2 separate regions of the Homo sapiens genome follow, and region 2 is linked to region 1. A link is a loop called in an ENCODE intact Hi-C map of the cell type or tissue named here. Cell type or tissue: OCI-LY7. All regions are shown on one strand. Links, peaks and the distances in the headings refer to the core of each region. The heading gives the core; the rest is flanking DNA.

The links. A loop is a pair of places that touch in the nucleus more often than their neighbours do. Peaks named below come from ENCODE experiments on the same cell type or tissue, not always from the same donor. Only the 100,000 strongest peaks of a DNase experiment are listed, where the experiment ranks them.
Region 2: it touches region 1 in a loop (3-fold over the local background); 2 of 110 quality-filtered maps call a loop at or near these places.

The regions. Positions count from the first base shown.
Region 1 is chr12:47,882,243-47,885,136 of GRCh38, reverse strand. VDR (vitamin D receptor) reads left to right here. Exons shown (of 10, transcript NM_000376.3): 2 at 2,363-2,443. Among named protein-coding and RNA genes, the nearest start is that of VDR, 21 kb to the left of the region's middle. RefSeq lists enhancers at 1,217-1,406, 1,837-1,946, 2,084-2,596. In OCI-LY7, for the core only: no CTCF peak of the experiment used is centred there; DNase peaks (open chromatin) are centred at 1,726 and 2,316; H3K4me3 peaks cover 1,774 bases; H3K27ac peaks cover 1,895 bases.
Region 2 is chr12:47,811,982-47,814,875 of GRCh38, reverse strand. All of the region lies in intron 1 of HDAC7 (histone deacetylase 7), which reads left to right. Among named protein-coding and RNA genes, the nearest start is that of HDAC7, 6.5 kb to the left of the region's middle. RefSeq lists enhancers at 945-1,024, 1,035-1,084 and a silencer at 1,665-1,854. In OCI-LY7, for the core only: a CTCF peak has its summit at 1,490; DNase peaks (open chromatin) are centred at 845 and 1,685; H3K4me3 peaks cover 2,500 bases; H3K27ac peaks cover 2,500 bases.

The sequences.
Region 1 (2,894 bases), core at 205-2,704:
GGGGACGGTCCCAGCAAAAGCAGTGGGATGTTCTGTGTACTCAGAACATGAATTGCTGGTGGGGTGGGCGTGTGACGTGGCAGAGGGCAGGTATTAAGCAGTTTTTCCACCTGTCCTCCTTTCCACCTTATGTCTTTGCCCCACTTTCCTATAGGCTTGCACTTGGACTTAGAGGCTGAATCTAGGATATCTCTCCTAAAAGGACCGTCCACTATTGGAAAGTCGAGTGAGGAGGAGAGGCCCATCTATTGAATGGGATTTTCCCAGATGAGAGGGGCTGGGTGACAGAAAGTGGATGGAACCTGGCTGAGGCCTGCCATCCCTTGGCCTGGGGATCCTTGGAAGGAAAAGAACAATCCCCAGGTTCTTCCCTCATGACCTGGGGATTGTTCTCTGCATTGCTCCTGACTTAGTGGAAGTGAAAGGTGTCCACGGCTTAGGGTTGCAGAAATGACTCAGAGCTAAGCTACCTAGATTCAAATCCAGCTCCAAAGACAATCACCTTCCCTGCGCCTCAGTTTCCACCCCTAAGATAGGGGCAATAAAGTACCCACTGGAGGAGGCTCTTATGAGAGTGAAGTGAGTGAGGACACAGGAAAACCATGGAGCAGGGCCCAGTGCGGAGCAGTAGGCATCTGCTCTGATGATTGTCATTGCAAAAGGACCCAGTTGGGCACTACAATCAGCCTGTCCTCATTTGGCCCCAGGAACCACCACTTGCCTAGCTGTGGGACCCTGGGTAAGTCACTCAGAGTGCTCTGAAATTTGGCTTTGCTACAAGTAGGACTGCTCCCTGCCTCACAGAACTGTTGTGAGGGCTAAATGAAATAATGTATGCAGAGCTTAGCAGGCCTGGCATGTAGTAAATACTCCGGAAACATTTTTTTTAAGTTCCAGGGTGGTTGTCTATCTGGATGTCACCTCTGACCTCTGAAAACCACAGGGATTGAGGATAGGAAAGCAGTGCTCCTTTCTGCATCCACCCGGTCCCCACCTCACCTTCCTGAGCACCAGGAAAGGAGCCTGAGGAATCAATAAGGCCAGAGGAGGAACCCTGCAGAGCGTGGTCAGCTGGGAAGGACTTGGGCAGTAGGAGCAGAGGGGGCAAAGGAGGGCCTGGGTTGGGGGTACGTGGCAGCATGCCTGTCCTCAGCAGACACCTCCCACTGCCCATGCTTCTTGTGGGGGTGGGCCAGCCCAGCTTAGGTTATCTTGGCTCATTGTCCACTAGTGTTTTCCTCAGATGCTCCCTGGGAGCTGGCAGTACTGGAGGGGGTGGCAAGTGGCCTCAGTCGGCTCACAGTTCTAGGACCGGGCCCAGGTCTTGGAAGCCCCTTGAGCTCTCCCCCTTCCCTGCTTAGGCCACTGGAAGACAGAGGTCTCCAAAGAAAGACAAAAGCTGGGGTCTAGACATACCCCATCTGGGGTCTGACTTAAAGGCCTTTGCCAGGGTCACCTCCTGTTGGCATCAGAGAAGGAAAGAAGTGTGTGTTTGTGTGTTTGTGTGTGTGTGTGTCTGTCTGTTTGTCTATGTCTGCAGGTGGACAAGTAGGGCCGGGTGTGAGTGGAAGTGGAAAGGATACTATTCTGCCCATCCCTCCTTGCTGGCCCCCCAGCCAGCTGCTAAGATCCAGAGTCTGGGCAGCAGAGTCAACCCTACTGCAGCTGGGGGTGTTGAGCATGTCTGGGGAAGAGCTAAAAGTGGCAGAAAACATCCTGTTTGAAAGCAATGCTTTGCTGTATTTAACCCCTGCAACACCTGCTCCGCCTACACCCGGTCTCCACAGACAGGAGATCTCAGACACCTGCCTTTGAAGCTGTCCCAAGAGGCCAAGGCTGTGGGCTGCCATCCAAGCCTGCCCCATTCCCAGCTCCTGTGCGGCACCTCCTCTGCCCTGCCTGGGGCAGCCGTCTTCCCGCTCTTAGCAGCAGGACACATGGCCCAGTTGCTCTGCTTCCTGAGCTGCCTACAATCTGGAGATGGAGGGGGTAGTGAGAGTGTGGGTCTCCCTAACGAAAAGGCCCTTCCTCCCTCCTGACACCCTGGGCTGTGAGAGGAGAAGGAGTGCCTAGGCGGGAGGCTGTTTCCTTCTGCCTGGGGCTGGTTGCCGCCACCGCTTCCCACTGCTCCTGCTACTCCCTGCCTCGAGGGAGGGCCATCCTGGCTGCTGCCCAGCCGCCACCCCCACACCCCTGCCAGCGATGACATGGCATGCCTGCTCCCAACAAGCCACTTCTGTTTGCAGTCACTGATCTGGGGACTAAAGTCCCTGGAAAGAGCCTCTCGTGCCCACTTCCTTAGAGACTGGGGAGGCGGTCAGCGCTCCGCCTTAGATAAAAGGTTTCCCCTTCTTCATTTCAGAAGCCTTTGGGTCTGAAGTGTCTGTGAGACCTCACAGAAGAGCACCCCTGGGCTCCACTTACCTGCCCCCTGCTCCTTCAGGTAGGTGTTTCCTCATCAGCCGCAACTTCCCTGGCTTTCTGTTTTCAAGGGGCGGGGTGGGGGGGAGGGGCATAAGAAGGTGGTGGGCAGGGGAAGGAAGGGATACCACCCAGGATTTTGCAAGGTGGGTCCCGGGCCAGCAGAGTCTGCAACTGAGATGCATGAGTGTGTGGGGTGCGGGTGGGAGTTCAGAGAAGGGCTCAGGAGATGGGGCTTGCTGGCTCCAGCCACGACCCTGGCTGGGCTCTCCTGTGCGTCTGATGTTTCCTATCCAGCCCCCATCTCCTCTTTCTCTTTGCTGCCTTCTTTAGTCTCTGCCTGTCATTCCTGGGACTTTCAGCTCTCAAGCCACAGAGGCTTGGACATCTCCACATGTGGACTCTGGTCCTGGGCGCTGGCTTCTTGATAGCAGCAAATAACCTCAAGCAGGGTTGGGTCTTCTGTCAGCTCC
Region 2 (2,894 bases), core at 129-2,628, 70 kb after region 1:
AAGGTGGGACTTCCTTTGATAGGGTGGCCAGGGGAGGACTGCCTAAGAAGGTGACATTGATGCCGTCTCCCACCTCCCCAGGTTGGAAGTGAGCCATCAGAGCCTCTGGAGCCGTGCTTGTGAACTCCCTGGATGCAGGTGGAGGCCCTGGGCTGACCAATGGCTAAGGGTTGGAGCTGAATTGCCAGCCTCTCACTTGGCATGGAAGATGGCAGTCTCCTCCCCTTAAGCAGCCCCAAAGGTTGGCAGAGGGGAGAGCAGAAGGGGGAGCTGCACAAGGCCAAGATCAAAGCCACTCCCTTGCTTGGGGAGCACCCTTTTTCTTCCATGGGGCTGAGTCCAGGGCCCTGTGGCCATACTGAATGTTGAGAAGGAGGCAGCATCTCCCCAGGAGCTCTCCTGTTTCACCTTCCTCCCACCTCCTTCCCTTCTCCGCCATCTCCCCAGTTGGGGAACTACTGTGCCAAGTCCCTTCCCTCTGGTCTAGCCTGCTGCCTCTGTGGCCACTTTACTTTACTTGGCTCAGGAATCACCAAAGAGAGGGGGTCAAGGCCTAGAGGGGACCTGGGCCCTGGAAGAGAGGACAGAACCAGAAAGGAAGGCTGGGGTTGGGACCAGAGAGGACAGGGCTCAAGGGAGGATGGAGGCTGGGACAGGAGAGGCACACGGGAAAAACCTGAGCCCAGATGGCCCTTTGGCTGGGCTCTCCAGAGTCTCTCCTGGGCCCTTGGAATCTGCTGCCCAAACTGGGGGAGACTCTGAGACCAGAGGGCCAGATGGGGCTGATTCAAGACACGGGCTCTACATCAGCTGGGAGGAAATGCCCCTGTCTGGTCCACCTGCAGCTCTACGCTTCACCCCTCTCAGGAGGTTAACTTTCACATCAGCAACTTGGGTGTCAGGTTCCGGCTCTAGGCCAGCAGGCCTCAGCCCCTCTCACCTCCAACCTCTTCTCCCAGGAAGGTTTTTCTGGGGACCCAGAGCTTCAGGCTGCAGGAAGGTGTTGCCTGGCCCTTGCCTTAGATTATTGAGTGTCAAAGGAGCCCTGACTCCAGGTCCGCTTTTCCCCCTGCACACTGCCAAGGCTGCCTTCCACCCTGGGCCTCTCTGGAGGCTGCTCAGTGCTCTTCCCGACTCCCAGGCCTTCCCGCCCAAGCTCCACAGCCCCCACAGCAGGATGGGGAGGGGACTTCTCCTCGTCAGGAAGGCCCTGGGCTAAGCTCACCATCCCCACCCTGTCTCCGCACCACTTCCTTTTTCCTCCATCTTGCCTGCAGGGATTGTAAACCCTGGTGGTCAGAAGCTTTGGGCCTATAGGGTCAGCCTCTCACCCTGGGGATCCGTAGGGGAACTCCAATCCCCTTCAGTTCAGCTTCCTCCCTGCAGGACCCATTCCAAGGAGCCTAGCTCTGGCTCCTGAGGTGACCCCAGCCCAGAAGTCCCATTCCCCTCTACCCCAACCCCCAGAATGGCAGGAGGAGCAGGGCAGTCTGGGAGTGACAGGTTCGGAAAGAGTCTGGGGTGGGGGAATTCGGCGATTGGGCTGTAACCGTCTTGTTTTGCTTGCCCCACAAACCTGCACGTCCGGGACGTCCGCTGCGCCCTCCCAGGCGCGTTCAGGTTATAGAACTGCTCTCAGAATGACAGGCTGGTGGCACCCGGCTGGGGCGGGGGGTGGGGAGGTGAAGGGGGGAGCCCCAGGCAAGGGGGAGCTGGAGGGTTAAAAATAGCAGCAGCCTTGTTTCGGTTAGCAAATGTGGAGGCGGGGAGCTGGAGGCGGGGCGGGCGGCGGACGATGTTTGCCCGCAGCGCAGGGCTGTGCTTCCCCTGGGTCCCGGGAGTGAGTCACGGCGGAGACGCTGAGGAGGTGCTGGCGCAGCACCCCACCCCCACCGGGCGAGGGGCTGAGCGCAGGCCTCGCCCCCCAGATTCCAGCGCTGAAGGAGGTGTGACTCTCCCTTCCAGGCAGCCGGGGCCGCCTTGAGAGTGAGCCAGGGGCATCGTGTGATAATAGGGAAGAAATGTGCCATTCTGACGCCAGAGATCTGGGTTTGAATCTTAGTCGAAAGGTGTGGGATCTTGAGTAAGGATGCTGATGGCTCTGAGACTCGATTTCCTAGTTTCAAGTGGGGCTTTTCTCTGTGCCCCACTTAGTGCTTAAAGCACTCTACAGATGTTAATTATCGCCTTAGACCCTACTGTATATATGGCAAAGCCTGGCAGGAGAGCTTCCTGTAAGGACGCAGAGGGAGGAATGGGATGGCCTTGGCTGAGTCTCGGTTTCTCCTGCAAGTGTGATTATGGGCACATTTTGCTCTGTGCCTCCACTTCTTCATCTGTAATGTGAAAATAATTACAGTTTCAACTTTATGGAGTTGCTATGAAGATTAAAGGAGATAATGTAAATAAAGTTAGCTCTGTGCCTGGTATGAAGTCAGGGCTCACTGAATATTCATCATCATTATTAATGTTATTGTTCATATTTTTTGAAGGTCAGGGATAGGGAATGTTGCAGACACGAAGAACAGAAACTGGGCCTAGCCCCAGTTCACAGAAAAAACCAGGCCAAATCCCTGTTCCAGATTCCTCCACCCATCGCGGCCTGGAACAGCCAGAGAGCTGTAGCCAGAAGTCATAGGGTGGACCCCTGCTTCTCTTGTTCACTCCCTCTCCCAGCCTCTCCCAGTGAGGCAGGGCGAGGAGGGACCCCAGGGCCTTGAAGCCAGCTGGCCCTGGAGAGGGGCTGCTGTGCCAGCTTGGGGAGGGTCTGGGATGGGGCTGCCCCTGATGGCCCTGATGTGGAGTACCTTGCCAGCATCTGCTGGGGTGAACTTTATTTTAGCCCTTCCCTTGTTGCTCTTATGAAGAACAGAGGAGGGGTGGGCAGGTCAGTG